2 separate regions of the Homo sapiens genome follow, and region 2 is linked to region 1. Evidence: read pairs that join two places in POLR2A ChIA-PET (ENCODE). Cell type or tissue: GM12878. All regions are shown on one strand. Each heading gives the region's core, and the rest is flanking DNA. Links, peaks and the distances in the headings are about the cores only.

Region 1 (10,960 bases), core at 1,187-9,186:
CTCTACTAAAAATACAAAAATTAGCCAGGTGTGTTGGTGGGCACTTGTAATCCCAGCTACTCGGGAGGCTGAGGCACAAGAATCACTTGAACCTGGGAGGCAGAGGTTGCAATGAGCCATGATCGCACCACTGCACCCCAGCCTGGGCGACAGAGCAAGACTCTGTCAAAAAAAAAAAAAAAAGATTAGCTGGGCATGGTGGTGCTTACCTGTAGTCCAGCTACTTCAGAGGCTGAGGTGGGATGATCACTTGAGCTCAGGAGTTCGAGGCTGTAGTAAGCTATGGTTGTACCACTGCATTCCAGCCTGGGTGACAGAACAAGTCCTCTTCTCAAAAAAGAAAATATAGTTCAAAGTAGAATCAGACAGTGAGTAGCCAGCTAATAAACACATAACTGACCACCTCCCACCCCTCCAAGTGAGAATTGGGAGGGCAGTGACCACACTGGCACATCCCATAGGCTTGGTGCCACTAGAGAGTTGTAGGCAGGTAGATCAAGGCAGTGCTTCTAGGTAACTGGGTTCAGCATTCCAAGAAGGCCTTTCAAGGGTTTCAACAGAGAAGGCTCTTGGTCATCCTCATATTCCTGCTGGCCAGCACGGTGCCTGAAACATGGTAGCCACTGATTAAATATTTGCTGTTGAGTGAAAGTACAAGACTTGAATCCAAACTCCTCCCGCTAAGCCCTGCTGGCCTCGGGGAGGACGAGAGAGCCGTGGGCTGTTTCATGATTTACCCTCTTTTACCAAAGAATCGTGTGAGATCCTCTGAGAATATTCCTCATCATGCCCCATGTCCCAAGCCCTTTTTTACCTTCCCAAGGGAGGACAAGAATATGACCCCTCATTATAAAGGGACCCCTCTGCCACTCATGTCCTCAAGCTGGTTACTTGGTCCAGCTTGTCAAAGAGCATGTGGGGCAGCATCTGAAATGAGGCCAGGGTCAAGGTTGCCCCGCCACAGGGCGGAGCTGGACCTGTGCCTCCTTCCATGCATTGGAAGCCTTCTGTGGAAGCTGAGTTCTTTGGGTTTCTTGTTTATTCTGAAGTTCCTCAAACTAGTTCCTCAATTTCAGAACCAGTCACCAGTGACTACAATGAACTTGAATTCTCCTATACAGGGAGCCTGAGCCTGTCTTTCTTCATCTTTTCTGAACACAGGTAGACGCTGCTTGAAGCCACTCCCACCTCTGAAAACCAGATTTCTAAACCCAGAAAGGAGCGGTGGGTGGTTGTATTTCAGCGAGATTGACCGTAGCCTAGGGAACTTCTTGCTCAGAATCCACCCCAAAAGGTTAAATAAGGAGAGTTGTTTTTCACAACCAAAATGCTGCTTGTAACGATGATCTCAAAGCTTGGCAAGATCACAAAGTACGTTTTGAGTCATCAAAGAAACTGGCTGTGTTTCACATGATTTTAGTGTCAAGGGCAATTATGGCCATCTAATCTTTGGAAATTGGTCATGTTAAGTGGCATACAGGGCAGCCCCCACTTAATCAGAATATTCAGTTACACAAAATACCCTAAGTTGCTGATTTCGATGACACTTGAAATTTTTTTAATTAATTAATTAATTAATTTTTTTTTTTAATTTTTTGAGACAGAGTCTCACTCTGTTGCCTAGGTTGGAGTGCAGTGGCACAATCTCGGCTCACTGCAACCTCCACCTCCCGGGTTCAAGCGATTCTTGTGCCTCAGCCTCCCGAGTAGCTGGGATTACAGGCACCCACCACCACACCCAGCTAATTTTTGTATTTCTAGTGGAGGCAGCGTTTTGCCATGTTGGCCAGGCTGGTCTCGATCTCACAACCTCAGGCAGTCCGCCCGCCTGGGCCTCCCAATGTGCTAGGATTACAGGTGTGAGCCACCACTCCCGGCCTGAAAAATTTTTTATACAATATACATTAAACATTCCTTGTTGCTTATTGTATAAAATTAAGTACACGTGTGACAGGTTTTTATCTCAATACTACCTTGCCCGACATGTTCTCCTGCATATTGGGTCTTTGTGGATCCATGATGCCCCCTGTGGCGTCTTTTCTATTTGCTGTTGGCTCTCCTTGTGCAAAGGATTTGAAGGTTGAATTGAAAATACCATTGTAATACTTCTCTTTTAAAGCTTATAAAATGCCCTGTATCAGGGCCTGGGGGCAAAAGTACTGATGAAATTTATGAAGATAGCAAATGATGCTCGAGTCTTTGTTATAAAAAGAATGGTAAATAGGTTCAAGAAGCCTGCAGCCAGGCTTTGTAAAGTGAATGGCAAATTTGCATTTGTCATAGAATTTCTCCTTGGAATGGGCCTGGCTATGTCAGGCCTGGGTGGGCTGAGGAACACAGGCCCACCACAAGTCCAGCTTGGAGTCTTTCTTCCCTGTTGTCATTTTAAAGTTGCTTTTTCCAGAACATAGGCTGGCTGTAGTTCATGCTTCCTAATTAAGGTGCTTCCTCCCAGGCCAGTCCCTGAATTTCTCACTAACCTTTGACTTGTGACAGCTTCTGCATCTCGGTCCCAATTTTTAAAGCTTAGATCATTTGGGAGTAGGAAGAGTGTCATGGTTAAGAGTATGGGCTTTGACATAAAAGTCTCTTGTGCAAATCCTGCCGCTGCCACTTCACTGCTGTGTGGCCTTGGGCAAATTACTTGGCCTACTGAGGCCCAGTTTCTTCCTCCTTGTAAACGGATAACATTAGTGCCTTGCTCACAGAGTTGTGAGGATTCAAGAAAAAAATGCACGCATTACCTAATACATGGCAGATAATAATAGCTGTCATTATTATTCATTTGTATGATTACCAACAACCAGCATGTAGTTATGTGTATACAAATAGCAGATTGTTGTAACACTCAAAGATGACCACAGGACAACTAATTTCAGCTTTAGCTGCCAAGGAATTGTGGGTCCCAGTTCATCACGCAGAGCTGAGGCACTGCCAGTGGACACAGAAGCCAGATGGGGTGTGCAGAATGCTCTTCAAAGAACATCTTCATGGGTTCTTGCCGACCACTCTGTCCCTCTGCTTTCAGGATTGTCCTCCTCCTGCTTTGACCACATCTGTTCCAGACTTTCTGTCTGATGCTAGGGCTGCTGGCTAGAAGCTGTGGGAGGTAGGCTTCAGTGCCTTATAGCAGCAACTTTGAAGCAACTTAACACTTATAGACCATGACTCACATCTGTAATCCTAGCACTTTGGGAGGCTGAGGTGGGCAGATCACTTGAGGCCAGGAGTTTGAGATCAGCCTGGCCAAGATGGCACAATCCCATTTCTACAAAAAAATAAATAAATGAAATTAGCCATGCGTGGTGGTACATGCCTGTAATCCCAGCCACTTGGGTGGCTGAGGCATAAGAATCGCTTGAATTCGGGAGGTGGAGGTTGCAGTGAGCCAAGATCACACCACTGCACTCCAGCCTGGGTGACAGCAAGACTCTGTCTCACAAAAAAAAAAAAAAAAACGGCCGGGCGCTGTGGCTCACGCCTGTAATCCCAGCACTTTGGGAGGCCGAGGCAGGTGGATCACGAGGTCAGGAGATCGAGACCATCCTGGCTAACATGGTGAAATCCTGTCTCTACTAAAAATACAAAAAATTAGCTGAGCGTGGTGGCGGGTGCCTGTAGTCCCGCTACTCAGGAGGCTGAGGCTGGAGAATGGTGTAAACCCGGCAGGCAGAGCTTGCAGTGAGCCGAGATTGCGTCACTGCACTCCAGCCTGGGCGACAGAGCAAGACTCCGTCTCAAAAAATAAAAAAAATAAAAAAACATAAAACCAAAAAAAATCTTACACTTCCAGTCATACAAAGGTCTGACTGCTCATCTTGTAGCGGCTTCCATCTCACTGGAGGTTCCACTGATGTTTCCAGAGTGCCCACTGCATGCCAGGCACTGTGCTATGTAATTTAAACTTTGTTCCTTGCATTGAGTCACCGTGTAAAATTCTATCATGTAGGTTTGAGGATCCCTATATTACAGATAAGACTCCTGAGTCTCAGATTATGTGACCTGCCCATGGTCACACACCAGAGTATTGAGAAACTAAGATTCAAACTCAGATCTTCTGACTCCAAGGCCATCCTGTCATGTAGCTGAATGGCCATTCCTCAGGATTAGTAAGTAATATGTTGGAAGAAATTACCTCTGAGGGTCTTTCTGATCCTAAGAGCACTTTGATTATTCCTTTATGATTTATTTATCCATCTACCCATTTTTTCCCCATCTAGACTATAGGCATGTTGAAAGCAAGGATAGCATCTTCACAGCAAATAAATAATACAATGTTTGGAAACCACCTATCTGATGCTATCTACTTCTCTGACACATAGAAACAGGAGAAAAGATATAACCCATTAACAAAAGAGTCACCCAGAAATTCCAATCCCAAGAGCTTACCACCTAGAATTCCTTCTACATGTACACATAAATGTGAATAAGGGTAGAGTTTTTTCCATTATTACGTATAAGTGAAAAATTGGAAACAAAGTTTCCAGGTGGGAAAATGATGATACATCTGTACCTTCCAATCTTATGAAGCCTTAAAAAGAATGAATTAGAGGTCAACCATGGTGGCTCACACCTGTAATCCCAGTACTTTGGGAGGCCAAGGCGGGTGGATTGTTTGAGGTCAGGAGTTCAAGACCAGCCTGACCAACATGGTGAAACCCCGTCTCTACTAAAAATACAAAAATTAGCCGGATGTGGTGGCTGACGCCTGTAACTCGGAAGGTTGAGGCAGGAGGATCACTTGAACTCGGGAGACGGAGGTTGCAGTGAGCCAAGAATGGGCTGCTGCGCTCCAGCCTGGGCGACAGAGCGAGACTCCGTCTCAAAAAAAAAAAAAAAAAAAAGAAAAGAAAAGAAATAAATCTAAATGTGCTGAGATGGAATAGTATTCATAGTATCTTAAGTGAAAGATACAATTTGTATGACATTACATGTGTATAATCCATGTTTCTTTTAAAAATAGTCCCAAACTAGGCCAGGCACGGTGGCTCACGCCTGTAATCCCAGCACTTTGGGAGGCCGAGGCGGCTGGATCACGAGGTCAGGAGATCAAGACCATCCTAGCTAACACGGTGAAACCCCGTCTCTACTAAAAATACAAAAAAAAAAAAAAGTCCCAAACTATATGTTTATATATGTATAGTAATTGGAACTAGAAGGATTTACATGAAACTTAAGTGTTTTTTATGTTGCAGAGAGGACGGGACGGTGCCGGGATTTTTTTTCTATATACAATTTTGTTTTGTTTACATTTTTACAATGAACAATTATTTTGGTATTGGAAAAAAATTTTTGAGATGGAGTCTCACTCTGTTGCCCAAGCTGGGGTGCAGTGGTGCAATCTCGGCTCATTACAACCTCTACCTCCTGGGCTCAAGTGATTCTCCTGCGTTAGCCTCCAAAGTAGCTGGGATTACAGGTGCCCACCACCACACCCAGCTAATTTTTGTATTTTTAGTAGAGACGAGATTTCCCCATGTTGGCCAGGCTGGTCTTGAACTCCTGACCTCAAGTGATCCACCCACCTCGGCCTCCCAAGGTGATGGGATTACAGTCATGAGCCACTGCACCTGGCCTGAAAAAAAATTTTTAAGCAAGGTTAAAGATCACATATAAGAAAGGCAGGAGAGGCTAGCTAGGAAAACTGTCCTCCCTTGGGTTTCCCAGACTAGGACTAACCCTGCGATTCCCACCCCTTTGCGCAAGCAGTGGAGGAAGGGCTGGTTTTTTTCTCCCTGGTCCACTTCTGCTGTTTTTCACTCTGGGGGGCCACTCTTGCCCAGGGGCATGTGGTCCATCCAGCACTAGCACGGGCCTGTAACCACGCATGCATTTGCCATTCGATAAATCAAAGCAGGAAACAGTCCGCATCTTCTGAGCACCTTCCTATTTCTTGAGTCACAACTGATAAAACTCTCAGTCCTCAGCAGAGAACAAGGGAGGGAATGAAATGAAAACCAAAACCAGGAAGGACAAGCTTGCCCATCTCCAGCCTTCTGTTTTGCGGCCCAGCTGCCAGAACTCAGTGAGCAGAACAGAAGAGCCACAGACTTTCTGGTGAAGTTTCCTGCCCACACATGGGTTTGTGCTTGCATGTGTGTGCATGTGCGCGCACACGGTTGGAGAAACCAGCTCATCACATATTTATAAAGCCCCAATCTCAAGTGTGGACCTAATGCTTCCTAAATTCTCATCCCATGCCAAGAGATTCTTTTTTAGTTGTTTTCATGATTAAAAAGTAATACTTGGCCGGGCACAGTGGCTCATGCCTGTAATCGCAGCACTTTGGGAGGCCAAGGCAGGCAGATCACTTGAGGTCAGGAGTTTGAGACCAGCCTGGCCAACATGGTGAAACCCGGTCTCTACTAAAAATAGAAAAATTAGCCGGGTGTGGTGGCAGGCGCCTGTAATCCCAGCTGCTCAGGAGGCTGAGGCAGGAGAATTTCTTGAACCCAAGAGGCGGAAGTTGCAGTAAGCCAAGATCGCACCGTTGCACTCCAGCCTGGGCAATAGAGTGAGACTCCATCTCATAAAAATAATAACAATAATAAAAATGAATAAAAGTAATACCTACAGAGAAAATCAGTAGAGGGAGATACAAGAAACTGTTAACGGGGATCCCCTTATAGGAATGGAGGGAAGGACTCATGCTTTTCAATGGCACCCCTTCTGTATTTTTTTTTTTAACCACTTAGAAACATTATCTGTTAAAAATGAGAACCAAGGTCGGGCGCAGTGGCTCATGCCTGTAATGCCAGCACTCTGGGAGGCTGAAGCAGGTGAATCTCATGAGCTCAAGAGTTCAAGACCAGCCTGGGCACCATGGCAAAACCCTGTCTCTACCAAAAATACAAAAAATTAGCCAAGCGTGGTGGCACGCACCTGTCCCAGCTACTTGGGAGACTGAAATGGGAGGATCACTTAAGCCTGGGAGGCAGAGGTTACAGTGAGCTGAGATCGTGTCACTGCAGTCCAGCCAAGGTGACAGAGTGAGACTGCATCTCAAAAAAAAAAAAAAAAAGAGAACTGAGAAAACTAATATGTGCTCACTGAAAAAGTGGAAAAATTAGAAAGGTATAAAAAGAAATATTAAATCATCCATAAGCCCACCACCAAAAGAGAACCATTGCTATATGTCCTAGGTATCTGCATTTTTATAAATATCATTGTAATATACCGACACATGTATATAGGGTCGTATTTTAGATATGCTTCTGTATCCTCTTTCTACTAATTTAATATCCCATTTTTCCATATTGTTAAAATGATTTATAAACATTTTTAATGGATGTTCCATGATTTATTTAATAATTATCCTTCCCCTGTAATTAGACTTTTTTGTTCCAGTTTTTTTACTGTTATAGAAATACTGTGAACTTTTTTTTTTTCTTGAGATGGAGTTTCGCTCTTGTTGCCCAGGCTGGAATGCAATGGCATGATCTTAGCTCACTGCAACCTCCGCCTCCCAGGTTCAAGCGATTCTCCTGCCTCAGTCTCCTGAGTAGCTGGGATTACAGGCATGTGCCACCATGCCTGGCTAATTTTGTATTTTTAGTAGAGACGGGGTTTCTCTGTGTTGGTCAGGCTGGTCTCAAACTCCTGACCTCAGGTGATCTGCCTGCCTCGGCCTCCCAAAGTGTTGGGATTACAGGCGTGAGCCATGGCACCCGGCTTTTTTTTTTTTTTTGAAACAGGATCTCATTCTGTTGTCCAGGCTGGAGTGCAGTGGCGTAATCATGGCTCACTGCAACCTTGCACTCCTAGACTAAAGCAATCCTTCCACCTCAGCCTCCTGAGTAGCTAGAACTACAGACACGTGTGACTATGCTCAGCTAAGTTTTGTATTTTTTTGTAAAGATGGGGTCTCACTATATTGCCCAGGCTGGTCTCAAACTCCTGGACTCAAGCAATCCTCCTGCCTTGGCCTCCCAAAGTGCTGGTATTACAGGCATAAGCCACCATGCTCAGCCCTAAACATTTTTGATTATGCTTTTTTCTGTTTTTTTTAATTTGTTCCCTACTTAGATTGCAATTCTGTGAGTTGTGCACACAAAAAGTGGGTATCTTCACTTGCTATGATGCTTTATTGTTCCCAGAGTTCCTTCATCTACATTGTTTCATTGAATGAGTAAAAGGGAGTGGGGGTGTCAGGACCAGGAGGAGGATGAGGATAGAGGAGACAAGGTGCTGTGGGCAGGCAGAAAAGGAGGCCGTTGTACAGTGGAGCTGATGGGAGGAACTTCCTGGGTAGAGGCTGAGCCTTGCCTTTGAAGGACAAGCAGGATGTATGGGGTGGCCCACACAACAGCATGGCACACATGGGACCTGGAGAGTTGAGTAGCCAAGGGGTTGTAGAGAGATCAGACTGGCCAAAGCCAAACCCTATGTTTGGGGAAACAATGGCCAAAAAGATTATGGACCACAGAGCTGAGACTGAGCCCATAAGCAGTGCAGAGCCAGCAGATGTCTTTGAGCTTGAGGTTGTCTTAAGTACACGATGTTTCAAGATTAGCTCAGCGCCAGGGTGGGAGGTCAGAGAGAAGCTGGAAGTGGGTAAGACCAATGCCAATAGAATAGATGCGAGGGAATTGCCCTAAACATCTGAAGGGGCCTTATAGACAGTAGTTTCTGCACGGCTAGGGCCGGCCAGCCATCATCAGGCATGTGGTGGTAATTGCAGGACAGTCAGAAACTTTACCCCATAAATTGTATTTACCCTGCAGTTTGACCTGTGGGATTGGCAGCAAGACTGAGTTTTGTTTTTTTGAGATGGAGTCTCGCTCTGTTGCCCAGGCTGGAGTGCAGTGGCGCGATCTCGGCTCACTGCAACCTCCACCTCTAGGTTCAAGCAATTCTCTCATCTCAGCCTCCTGAGTAGCTGGGATTACAGGCACGCGCCACCATGCCTGGCTAATTTTTGTATTTTTAGTAGAGACAGGGTTTCACTATGTTGCCCAGGCTGGTCTTGAACTCCTGACCTCAACTGATCCACCTGCCTCGGCCTCCGAAAGTGCTGGGATTACAGGCGTGAGCCACCATGCCTGGCCGAGACTGAGTTTTTGAGGGCATGTCAGATTTGTTTCTTTTTAATAATTGATCTGTAAGATTTTAATGATTAATGTACCTTCACATTTCATATCCTCCTTAATGGGAAATGCTTATTCAGAAATTACTCTCCTGGGAAGCAGGCCTCAAGCAGGCCAATGAGTCCAGTTCTGAGGTTCCTCCAGCTGCGTTTCACTCACAGTGCCTGAGTGCAGGCCCCAGTAAGGCCCCTTCCTCCTTCCTCAGACATCTGTTTCTATGTCCCAGGGATCACATGGCCATTCTCCTTCTCCGCCTGAGGGAGAGAGTGAAGCAAGCCTTTCAGAAGCCTGTCACTTGTCAGATTGTTAGCCCAGGCCAGGGTGGGGGTTCTGTACCAATGGCAGGATTTTCTTTTCTTTTTTCTTTTTTTTTATTTTCATAAAGACACAGTCTTGTTATGTTATACATGCTGATCTCAAACTCCCAGGCTCAAGTGATCCTCTTGCCTCAGCCTCCCAAAATGCTGGGATTACAGGAATGAGGCACTGTGCCTGGCCAGTGCCATCTGCCCCTACTCTGCAGCTTCTGCCATCTGGAACTTTACCCCCAAGAGTCTGGGAGGAATGTGGAATTATACCCCGCTCACTCATCTGAGAATTTAAACCCTGGGGGTATATGAGGATCAAGCGTGTGTCCATGGTCTGATAGCTGAACTTCATCTGCAGCCTCCTCTCCTGGGACTGCCTGACTTACGCTTTACTCACTGACAACTTCAAGCTGCTGGTGATTGCTGCATTGACTCACCTCTGTGCCTTACCTTTTGCCATCCCCTCTACCCAGAACACCCTCTCCTTTTTCTTGGGCAGGTCTTGCTCACTGCTTCAGACTCAGCTCAGGCATCACCTCCTGGGCTGGACTAGGTGTCGCTCTGTGTTCCCGTCACATCTGCTGTGTGTCTATCTCTGTCATTGCATCCCTGTATTGTACTGAACTCTTCTGACTTCTTGTCTGTTTCCCCCAGTAGACTGTAAGATCCTCAAGGGACAGTGTCTTCTTCCTCAGTGTACTGCCAGCACTCAGCACGGGGCCCAACACCCAGCAGACCTAGTACATGCCCAGGAACTGCCACGCATAAGATCCTTGCTCTGCAGCTAGACAGGACACTCTGGGGCCAAGACCTTACTCAACATAAAGCCTCAGCCTGCCTCCAGTCATTGGATTTGGAGGCTCTTTATCGGGTGCCTAGAAGTGATTATATCTTTTTGTCTTAAGTATTTTGTCTGATACGAATATTACTTCTTTGTGGTTAATATTGGCCTGGCACATCTCTTTCTATGTCTTTATTTCCAACTTTTCTGGATAATTTTGTTTTGTTTCTTTTAGTCAGCATCTAGCTGGATCTTTTAAAATCCAATCTGGTTTGCTGTTTTGTAATCTACTCACATGTACTGTGGTTAATGACATGCTAATATTTTGCCTTATTTCTGCCATCTTGTGTTTTTATTTTATATTTATTGTCCTTTTTGCTTCTTTTTTCCTCCTTGCCTTGCCTTGTATCAGATTGACAGCATTTTCTATTTTTCCTCCTTTATTCTTCTGGTCTGAATTGTATTTCTATTATTTTAGTCATTACTCTTAAATCAACATACATACTAACTGTAATTTTTTCTAATAAAATTTAAAAGTTGTTGTACATAAAGTCCCCAAAAAGGCAAGGATCATGTTACTTTTTACCCATTGAACAACCCATTTCACCCATCTTCCTTATTGTTGGTGTCTAGATTTTCATGTTTTAAAACGATTTAAACTGGCCAGACATGGTGGCTCATGCCTGTAATCCCAGCACTTTAGGAGGCCAAGGCAGGCAGATCACCTGAGGTCAGGAGTTCGAGACCAGCCTGGCCAACATGGGGAAATCCCATCTCTACTAAAA
Region 2 (10,960 bases), core at 1,365-9,364, 55 kb before region 1:
AGGCTATAGTGTGCTGAGGTAAACATTGACCTCCAAATCTTAGCGGCTTCTTGATGCAACAAAGGTGTATTTTTCTCGTTCACACAAAACTGCTGCAGGTTGGGTAACTGTCCAGGTTAGCTGTCCCTTGTACAGGCTACTTCCTTCTAGTGGCTCTACCATTTCAAACCATGGCATCTGTGGTTGCCACTAAAGGCCAAGAGAGAACAGGAGGGTTGGACAGCAGCACTTCAGTGTTTCGGTCCAGAAATGACACCTGTCACTTCCATTCACAGCCTGTTGGTCAGAGTTTGCCTCATGACCCCACCCTGACTGCACGGAAGGCTGGGAAGTGTGGAGGAGGACATGAGTAGTCAATGAGCATTGAGTGCCTCTGCCATGCTGGGTATCCCAGGGGAAGAGGAGACACAGGCACAGAGGACTGGAGGACTTTGAGGCTGGATATCTAGGTTCAAACCCAAGCTCTTCTAGAATGACTAGAAGCTATGTGACCTTGGGAAAATTACTAAATGTCTCTGAGTCTTGCTTTTCTCCTGTGCCAAACGGGGATAAAATAAGAGTTCCTACCTCACGAGGTTGTTGGGAAGATAAATCAGACCATGCTTATAAAAAGAGCTAGTGGTGCCCAGCACAAGGTTGGCATTTGTATTAGTCTGCTTTCACGCTGCTAATAAAGACATATCCAAGACTGGGTAATTTATAAAGAAAAAGAGGTTTAATGGACTCACAATTCTACGTGGCTGGGGAGGCCTCACAATCATGATGGAAGGCAAAAGGCATGTCTTACATGGTGGCAGGCAAAAAGAGAATGAGGGAAGCAAGTGAAAGGGGTTTCCCCTTGTACAACCATCAGCTCTCATGAGACTTATTCACTGTCATTTGAACAGTATGGGAGAAACCGCCCCCGTGATTCAATGATCTCCCACCGGGTCCCTCCCAAAACACGTGGGAATTATGGAAGCTACAAATCAAAATGAGATTTGGTTGGGGACACAGCCAAACCATATCAGCATTTAATAAGTGGACACTATTTGATTAGTCTGTTTAGAAAAAGTTGAAGATGCTCAACATATGACTGAAAAATAGAGCTAATTGAAAAATATAGCCAAAGCCTCCCTTTCAATAGCTGGCTCCCTTGTCTGCCCCTGCCCAGGGTCCCCTTGCTCTCCTTCCCTCCCCTCTGCAAGGACTTATAAGGATCCCCCAGTCAACCACTCCCCTGTGTGCGAGAAGATCTGCCCTCTCCCCCAGGGTGCATGTATCTGAAGTCTTAGTGTTGGGTACACGCATCTGAAGTCTTGGTGTTGATCGTGGGGAGAAAACCTTGGTGCTCTGTTGAAGAATACCAAACATTAGCAAGCAGATGAGAGAGGGGCACATATGTTCTCCAAACAGTGCTCCTACTTGTGTTTATGGCAAACAGGGTGCCCAGAGAATGGAAGATGCTGAGATCCTTGAAAAGTGTCTTGGAGGAGGTCAGGTTTAGGCAAGCGACTAGAAGGAGGGGGACCCCGGGTGGCTGAGGGAGGAGGGAGGGGCTGGAAAAGAGCCTGTAACAACCTCAGCAATGGAGGAGACAGTAAGAAACCATGCTGGTGATGGAGTGGGAGATAACTCTTCACATCCAGAGAGCTCTGCACAGTTTAAAAGTAAGGCCACCTGACTGGTGAAAACTCAACAGAGCTCAGTGGCAGGGAGAGCAACATCTGAACTCTCCTTTCCAGTGTTGCTGTCACTGGGAAGCAGTTGCCGAGCCAGGGACCACATTTCCCAGGCCCCCTTGGCCCCATGCCACGTTCTTGCCAATGGAATGGGAGCAGAAGTAACGTGTGTCACTTCCAGGCCAAGGCTTTTGAGGAGTGGTTATGCCTTTCATGGGGTCTCTTTCCCCTCCTATTAAATGAGTGTAGAAGATGATAGTTAGACCAGGCGGTGGTAGGGCCTCAAAATGGAAAAAGCCTGGTCTCTAAATCACTGCATGGGGGAAGGTCACCTGCAAACCAAGAACATCTGCAATGAACTGGTAAATAAGTGGGAAATAAACAAAATATATTTGGGGGTTTATTTGTTGTAGCAACTAGCATTGTCTTGAAGCATGGTGAGTACATCTTTCTTTGAAGGGGCTTCTGGGGCACTGTGAGGGGTACGGAGGGATGAAAGCCCCCTTTGGCACTGCCACTGCTCCTCCCCCAATGGTCCTCTTGCTTCACAAGGGGGAAGCTCTCTTGCTCTCCTTCCTTCCTTCTCCACCCACATTCTTCCCAACAAGACAGGGACAGGACCCAGCATGGGTGGAGTTTTGGACATCCAGTTTGGACATTCTTATTTCTTAAGAATCCTTCCTCAGAGCATGAGTTGGAAGTTTTGGCACTTTTGAGAGATGTGACCAGCTGACTCTATAACTGGGTGGGGCAACATGGGAAAACGAGATGGAGAGACCACCAAGGGAGGCAGTCAATGGAAGGGAGCGGAAAGGAAAGCCAGGCCAGGAGCTTGGATGTGATTTTTTTTTTTTTTTGAGACGGAGTCTCGCACTGTTGCCCAGGCGGGAATCCAGTGGTACAATCTGCACTCACTGCAATATCCGCCTCCCCAGTTTAAGCGATTCTCCTGCCTCAGCCTCCCAAGTAGCTGGGATTGCAGGCACCTGCCACCACGACCAGCTAATTTTTGTATTTTTAGTAGAGACAGGGTTTCGCCAGGGTTGGCCAGGCTGGTCTCGAACTACCGACCTCAAGTGATCCACCCATCTTGGCCTTCCAAATTGCTGGGATTACAGGTGTGAGCTACTGCATCTGTCCTGGCTATGATATTTTGAGTAAAGGGAAGTCCAGGTGTTTCAGACCCCATCTCCTCCCTGCAGGCTGAGCCAGCTAAGCAAGGATCAGGGCCCATTGTGGCTTCTCCTGGAGAGGGGAGAGTATACCACCTGTACCACTGAGGCCAGCTCATCTGTCCCCAGAGGACCATGCTCATCTCAGGCCATGGTGGCAACAGCCCCCACAGAGGGGTGGCTGCATGATGCAGCTCAGAAGGCTTGGGGGAACAGGAACACCTTCCCAAGGCTCCTTGGCATTGTCCTGCCTTCACCTCCCAGGACAGTGTTGAGGAAGAACATTCCTTCTTAGTAACAGGGCAGAGAAAGGAAGACGGTCTTCCCCGAAGTGCTATGCATCCGACTTCCCCCCATCACATGGCCACCTTTCTTTTCCACCCTCCCAGATCTTGCACAGCCATCTGCAAATAAGTGGTGTTCCTCCACCCCACTTCCCCACACCTAGGATAACCTGATGGACTGTCTTTTCTGGTGCTCACCTCTGCTGCTGTCAATAGAAAATGAAATTTTAAAAATTTCCTGGCCGGGCGCGGTGGCTCATGCCTGCAATCACAGCACTTTGGAAGGCAGAGGCAGGGGGATCACCTGAGGTCCAACCTGCCCAACATGGCGAAACCCTGTCTCTAATAAAAATAAAAAAAATTAGCCGGGTGTGGTGGTGGGCACCTGTAATCCTAGCTACTCGGGAGGCTGAGGCAGGAGAATCGCTTGAACCTGGGAGGTGGAGATTGCAGTGAGCCGTGAGCCGAGATCGTGCCACCGCACTCCAACCCGGGCGACCAGCAAAACTCCATCTCAAAAAAAAAAAAAAAAAAAAAAATTCCTGCTGGGCACAGTGGCTCATGCCTATAATCCCAGCACTTTGGGAGGTGGAGGCAGGAGGATCGCTTGGACCCAGGAGTTTGAGACCAGCCTAGGCAACATAGCAAGGCTTCATCTTTACAAAAAATTTAAATTTTTTTTTTTTTTTTTTTTTTGAGACGGAGTCTCGCTCTTTCGCCCAGGCTGGAGTGCAGTGGCGCTATCTCGGCTCACTGCAAGCTCTGCCTCCTGGGTTCACGCCATTCGCCTGCCTCAGCCTCCAGAGTAGCTGGGACTACAGGCACCCGCCACCACGCCCGGCTAATTTTTTGTATTTTTAGAAGAGACGGGGTTTCACCGTGTTAGCCAGGATGGTCTCGATCTTCTGACCTCATGATCCGCCCACCTTGGCCTCCCAAAGTGCTGGGATTACAGGCATGAGCCACCGCGCCCGGCCAAAAATAATGTTTTTAAAATTCCATCTTTAATAGCTCTTTTTAAAACCATGAAATACTTAGGAATACATTTCACAAAAGATATGTAAGACCTCTACGTTGAAGATTACAAAATATTATTGAGAGAAATTCAAGACCTAAATAAATGTTCATGGATTGGAAGACTCAAGATTGCTGGGATGACTATTCTTTCCAAAATGATCTCTAGATTCAACTCAATTTCAGTCATAATTCTAGTAGACTCTTGTCAAAATTGAATGTGTTGATTCTGTGGACACATGAAGGGGAACATCACATTTTGGGGACTGTTGTGGGGTGGGGGGAGGGGGCAGGGATAGCATTAGGAGATATACCTAATGCTAAATGACGAGTTAATGGGTGCAGCACACCAACATGGCACATGTATACATATGTAACTAACCTGCACATTGTGCACATGTATCCTAAAACTTTAATAATAATAAAATTAAAAAAAAATTGAATGTGTTGATTCTAAAATTTTTATGGAAATGCAAAGGACCTAGAATATCCAAACCGCCTTGAAAACAAACAAAATTAGAGGATTTATCCCGTCTGACTTCATGACTTTTATGACTTTTTTTTTTTTTTTTTTGAGATAGGGTCTTGCTCTGTCACCCAAACAGGAGTGCAGTGGTGCAACGATAGCTCACGGCAGCCTGGACCTCCCAGACTCAAGGAATCCTCCTGCCTGAGCCTCCTGAGTAGCTAGGATTACAGGTTCACATGACACCTAGCTAATAGTTAAAATTTTTGTAGAGATGGGATCTCCCTATGTTGCATAGGCTGGTCTTGAACTCCTAGCCTCAAGCCATCCTCCCACCTCAGTCTCCCAAAACACTAGGATTACAGGTGTGAGCCACTGTGCCCAGCCTTCATGACTTATTAATTATAAAGCTATAGTAATCAGAACATCGTGGTAGTAACATACGGTTAAACAAATAGATAAATGGAATGAAGACCTCAGAAATAGACCCACAATTAAACAGTCATTTGATTATTGTATAAAGTCATCAAAGCAGTCCAATGTAAAGTCTATTTCACAAATGGTGCCAGAACAATTGAATATCCATATGGAAAAAAAAAAACTTTTTTTTTTTGAGACAGGGTCTCACTCTGTCACCCAGGTTGGAGTGCAGTGGCGTGATCTCAGCTCACTGCAGCCTCTACCTCCCAGACTCAAGCAATTCTCCCACCTAAGCCTTTTGAGTAGATGGGACCACAGGCGCTCACCAGCACACCTGGCTAATTTTTGTATTTTTTGAAGAGACAGGGTTTTGCCATGTTGCTCAGGCTTGTCTCGAACTCCTGGGATCAAGCTGCTGCAGCCTCCCAAAGTGCTAGGATTACAGGTGTGAGCCACTGTGCCCGGCCTGGAAAAAAATAAACTTCAACCCCTCCTCCCTCACACTATTCATAAAAATTGATTTTAAATAGATCATAGAAATCAATCAAAAGCTAAAGTTATTTTTTGGGTTAAAATGTTAAAATTTCTAGAAGCAAACAGGAGAATATCTTTGGGACTGGGGAATAGGTAAGGTATCTTAAAATAGATCACAGAAAGCAATTTTTTTTAAGATTGATAAATTGACTTAATCAAAATTAAAAATTTCTGTTCATCAAAAGACAGTATTAACAAAATTATATGCAAGCCTCAGGGAGAAAATATTTGCAAAACATATCTGACAATGGATTTATATGCAGAATATATAAAGGATACCTACAACTCAATAATAAAAAGATAAATACCTCAATTTTTAAAATAGGCAAAATATTTGAATAGACACTTCACAAAAGAAGACACAGATGGCCAAGAAACACATGAAAAAGTGCTCAACATCATTAGTCATCAAGACAATATAAAATAAAACCATAATGAGACACCAACATACACCCACCAGGAAAGCTAAAATTAAAGATTGACAACATCAAATGTTGGCAAGGATGTAGAACAACTGGAACTCTCATACATTATTAGTGAGAATGTAAAATGATGCAACCACCTTGGGTAAAAAGCTGGTAGTTTCTTATAAAATGAAACCTATCTATGACCCAGCAATTTCATGTTTAGGTATTTACCTAAGAGAACTGAAAGCATATGTCACAGAAAGACTCATAAAAGAATTTTCACAGCTGCTTTATTCATAATTGCTAAAAACTAGAAACAGCTCCAGTGACTATCAACAGACGAACAAATAATTCTTCTGTTATAATCGCCTAATACAATATCGCTGAGCAACAAAGGATATTAACTACCAATATGTGCAACAACAACATGGATGAATCTCCCACTGCTAGCTGTGAAACTAGCTAGATCCAAAAGAGTATTTACAACTGGGACTCATAATGCAAGTCCTAAAATAGGCGAAAACTAATCTATGGTGACAAAAATAAGAATGACTGAGAAGTTGCATGAGGGGACTTCCTCAGGTGATGATAATGTTCTTGATATCTTTTTTTTTTTTTTTTTTGAGACAGAGTTTCGTTCTTGTTGCCCAGGCTGGAGTGCAATGGTGCGATGTCGGCTCACTGCAACCTCTGCCTCCCAGGTTCAAGCAGTTATCCTACCTCAGCCTCCTGAGTAGCTGGGATTACAGGCATGTGCCACCACACCCAGCTAATTTTGTATTTTTAGTAGAGAAGGGGTTTATCCATGTTGGTCAGGCTGGTCTCGAACTTCTGACCTCAAGTGATCCACCCACCTCGGGTGGCTCATGCCTGTAATCCCTGCTGTTGATATCTTGATAGGGGTTTGAGTGACACAGGTACAGGCATTTGTCAAAACTCACCTTAAACTCACTCATATTTAAGATCTGTGCATTTCCTGTGTGTAAATTTTACTTAAAAAAGGCAAACAAATATTGAACTCTAGTTAATTATATTCATCCTGAAGTGTTTAGGGGTAAAATATACTGATGTCTGCAACTTTCTTTGAAATGATTCAAAAAATAAATAAAAAGGCAGAAGGATGGGTGGATGGGTGGGTAGACGGATGGGTGGATGGGTGGGTAGACGGATGGGTGGATGGAATGATGGATGGACAGATGGACAGATGGACGGATGGATAGATGGAGAGAGAGATGTACAGATATGTGATTAAGCAAATAGAGTAAAACGTTAATTGTAGAATCTATGTGGTAGTTATATGAATGCCCACTGTATAATTCTTTCCAGTTTTCTGTCTGTTTGAAATTTTTCATAATAAAATGTTTTGGAAAAAAGGCAAATCAAATCTTGGGCAGCACAGTCTGGACCATTTTTTCTCCTCTTAAGAGACCACTGGGTTGGGCGCAGTGGCTCACGCCTGTAATCCCAGCACTTTGGGAGACCAAGGCGGGCAGATCACGAGGTCAGGAGTTCGAGACCAGCCTGACCAATATGGTGAAACCCCGTCTCTACTAAAAATACAAAAAAAAAAAAAAAATTAGCTGGGCAAGGTGGCGCGCACCTGTAATCCCAGCTACTCGGGAGGCTGAGGCAGGAGAATCACTTGAACCTGGGAGGCAGAGGTTGCAGTGAGCCAAGATCGTGCCACTGCACTCCAGCCTGGGCAACACAGCGAGACTCTGTCTCAAAAAAAAAAAAAAAAAGCAAAACGAAACAAAAAAACAACAAACGAACAACAACAACAAAAACAAAACACTGAAAACTACCCCATCAGGCCTGCATCCTTGTTCACCAGAAGAAGCCACCATTGATCCACCATTACCAGACACTCATCCCAGGCTGGCCAAGCCTTCTTCTCATCTTCCCAAGCCCTCCCGCTGAGCTCTCTGGAACTCCCACTCTACCCTACTCTCAACCTCTTCTGGAACTCCCACTCTACCCTACTCTCAACCTCTTCTGGAAGTTTCCCCCTACTTCCTGGCCCTAATGGAAACCAAGCAAGTCCCTGAGATATACTTCCTCCTGGCTCAGAGGAAGCTATTGTTTCTCTCCTATTCCAGGATCCTCAGAGCCAGGAGGTGAGAGGGACACGTGTTTTTCTTACTCCCTACTACTCTTTCCAAGTCCTTTCTCTTCCTTCCTCCTTCAAAAACCCTAGTTCTGGCCAGGCACAGTGGCTCACACCTGTAATCCCAACACTTTGGGAGGCACAGGCGGGTGGATCACTTGAGGTCAGGAGTTTGAGACTGCTGGCCAACATGGTGAAACCCCCATCTCTGCTAAAAATACAAAAATTAGCCGGGCAGGGTGGCGCACACCTGTAATCTTAGCTACTCGGGAGGTTGAGGCACGAGAATTGCTTGAACCCGGGAGTCGGAGGTTTCAGAGAGCCGAGATCATGCCACAGCTCACCAGGCAGGCTGGGTGACAGAGCGGGACTCTGTCTCAAAAAAACAAAAACAAAAACAAAAAAACCCTAGTTCCTTTGAAGTGCACACTAACTGGCTAAACCACTCTGTACCTCTCTCCAGTGCATCCATCTGTCTCCTGCCCAACCTCCTTGTTCATTGTGGACTTTAGCTCCAGGCACTGTCTCCACTCCAGCCCTGTCAACATTCTTGTGACCTCACCATCCACATGTGTGAACTTCAATACCCTGGCTTCTCAGTCACTTGAACTCCTCACCTCCAAAGACCTTTTGCTCCACTCCAACTCTGCCACCCGTTTGCATAGCACACTCTAGACCTTGTCCCACCTCCAACATCCTGATTTCAGGATCCCACACTTAGACACCATCACCCACCCCTCTGGCCCTCTGGCTCTCATTCCCCACTGCACCAGTGTTCTGAGTGAGGAGAGCTGCAATCCCGCCACCCCACCACTTTTCCTCCACAATCCTTCTCTTGTTCTCTTCTTCCCATCAAAATGCCCTACCTTCTTGCTTGCTTTACTTTTCTCTGTAGCGTTGGCCATCTTCTAACATCGATAAAACTGACTTATTCATTTTATTAGTTGACACTCTCCACCCAATAGAATGTGTGCTCCAGGAAGATAGCGGATTTTGTCTGTTTATTTGCTGCTATAGTCTCAGTGTCTAGAGCAGTGCCGTGGCATGCAGTAGGTGCTTAATAAATGCTTGTTGAAGGAAAGAGTGAGAGAGGGAAGGCAGGAAGGCAGGCAGGCAGGAAAGCAGGAAGGCAAGAAGGCAGGAAGGCAGGAAGGCAGGCAGGCAGGAGGGAAAGCAGGAAGGCCACCTTTATTTAAAAAACAGAACCTGTCCCTCCTCAGGAATGTCCTTTCCTTCCCACCTCTCCATCAGTGCCATGCTCTCCTCCTTGTGACAATTGGAAGCGTATCCCTGCTCCTCTCCAAGGCCATTTGCTCCACAAGTGCAGTAGACGCTGTCTCCTCTCACCTCCTTAATAACTGATTGGACTCGTAAGACATTCTCCCTCCTCTGCCATCACCAGCCTCTGTCTCTGAATTAGATCCTTTCAGCTGGGCGTGGTGGATCATGCCTGTAATCCCAGCACTTTGGGAGGCCGAGGCGGGTGGATTATTTCAGCTCAGGAGTTCCAGACCAGCTTGGCCAACATGGTGAAACCTTGTCTCTACTAAAAAATACAAAAAAATAAAAAATAAATAAAAATGAGCCGGGCGTGGTGAAGCACGCCTGTAATCCCAGTTACCTGGGAAGCTGAGGCAGGAGAATTGCTTGAGCCTGGGAGGCGGAGGTTTCAGTGAGCTGAGATTGCACCACTGCACTCCAGCCTGGGTGATAGAGTGAAACCCCGTCAAAAAAAAAAAAAAAAAAGATTTCATTTGCCTCTACTATCTTCCATCTTTTAAAATTCCTCTCCTGACGCATGTGCACATGCAACTACTGTGCCATTGCTTTGCTCCCTCTGCCTCAATTTCCATTCATTATTATCATTATTTATTTATTTATTTATTACTCTGTCTCCCAGGCTGCAGTGCAGTGGCATGATCTCAGTTCACTGCAACCTCTGCCTCCCAGGTTCAAGCAGTTCTCCTGCCTCAGCCTCCTGAGTAGCTGGGACTACAGGTGCGCGCCACCACCCCTGGCTAAATTTTTGTTTGTTTGTTTGTTTGTTTGTTTTTAGTAGAGATGGGGTTTCACCATGTTGGCCAGGCTGGTGTCAAACTCCTGACCTCGTGATCTGCCCACCTTGGTCTCCCAAAGTGCTGGGATTACAGGCGTGAGCCACCATGCCCAGCCCCCATTCATTCTTCAACCCACTTCAACAGCCATCTCGGCCCAGGAAAATCACATGCTAGGACGACACAGAGAGACATAAAGAGCCTGAATACCCAGTGATGCCAAGGAAATACAGAACCAGCCCAGGACTACCTACTTCCAGGCTTCTATTTTGTGTAAGTGAAATAAGTTCTATCTCATTTAAGCCATTGCTATTTGGGGTTTGCTCTTACGTCAACTGGTCAACTGAATCTTCAGTGATAGATCTTATCGCTCCTACTAGGCTGAAAGCAATTGAGGGCAATGGCTGTACTTATTTGCTTCAAGTGCTTTTAAGAACATAGGTTCTAAGTAAATGCTTGTTGGGGTGAATGAGATCTTGAAAATTAGCCAGACGCATCACCCTAGAAGATGGAGGACCCACGCTGAGCACCAGCCTAAGGTTAGTGGCCAGGATTCCTTTGTTCTGTGGATAAGTGTGGTCACGTGTGGGATGGGGAAGCCAAGGGGAAACACACTGAGGAGGGAAGAGGAAGCGAGAGGTGGAGGTAATGAGTCATGCTTGGTCTCCTCCTGGGTGTGAGGAGGCTGATGAGCCTTATTGGTCAGGGGGTGCAACTGGAGTTCCATCCCTAGGTTTCTTTTCTTACAGTTTTATTGAGATTATAATTCACATACCATACAATTCACCCATCTACAGTGTACAATTCGGCTGGGCATGGTGGCTCATGCCTGTAATCCCAG

The links. ChIA-PET counts read pairs that join two places held together with the same protein. Peaks named below come from ENCODE experiments on the same cell type or tissue, not always from the same donor. Only the 100,000 strongest peaks of a DNase experiment are listed, where the experiment ranks them.
Region 2: POLR2A ChIA-PET joins it to region 1 with 10 read pairs; 21 of 35 experiments call an interaction of 5 or more read pairs at or near these places.

What each region holds. Positions count from the first base shown.
Region 1 is chr17:45,297,895-45,308,854 of GRCh38, reverse strand. The region is part of intron 1 of MAP3K14 (mitogen-activated protein kinase kinase kinase 14); the gene reads left to right. Among named protein-coding and RNA genes, the nearest start is that of MAP3K14, 14 kb to the left of the region's middle. RefSeq lists enhancers at 1,004-1,143, 5,877-5,926, 9,667-9,816 and a silencer at 8,847-8,896. In GM12878, for the core only: a CTCF peak has its summit at 8,646; DNase peaks (open chromatin) are centred at 1,324 and 6,004; H3K4me3 peaks cover 2,053 bases; H3K27ac peaks cover 7,443 bases.
Region 2 is chr17:45,352,999-45,363,958 of GRCh38, reverse strand. LOC105371796 (a long non-coding RNA gene) reads left to right here. Exons shown (of 3, transcript XR_934786.3): 3 at 276-710. Among named protein-coding and RNA genes, the nearest start is that of MAP3K14, 41 kb to the right of the region's middle. In GM12878, for the core only: no CTCF peak of the experiment used is centred there; DNase peaks (open chromatin) are centred at 5,922 and 6,318; H3K27ac peaks cover 2,080 bases.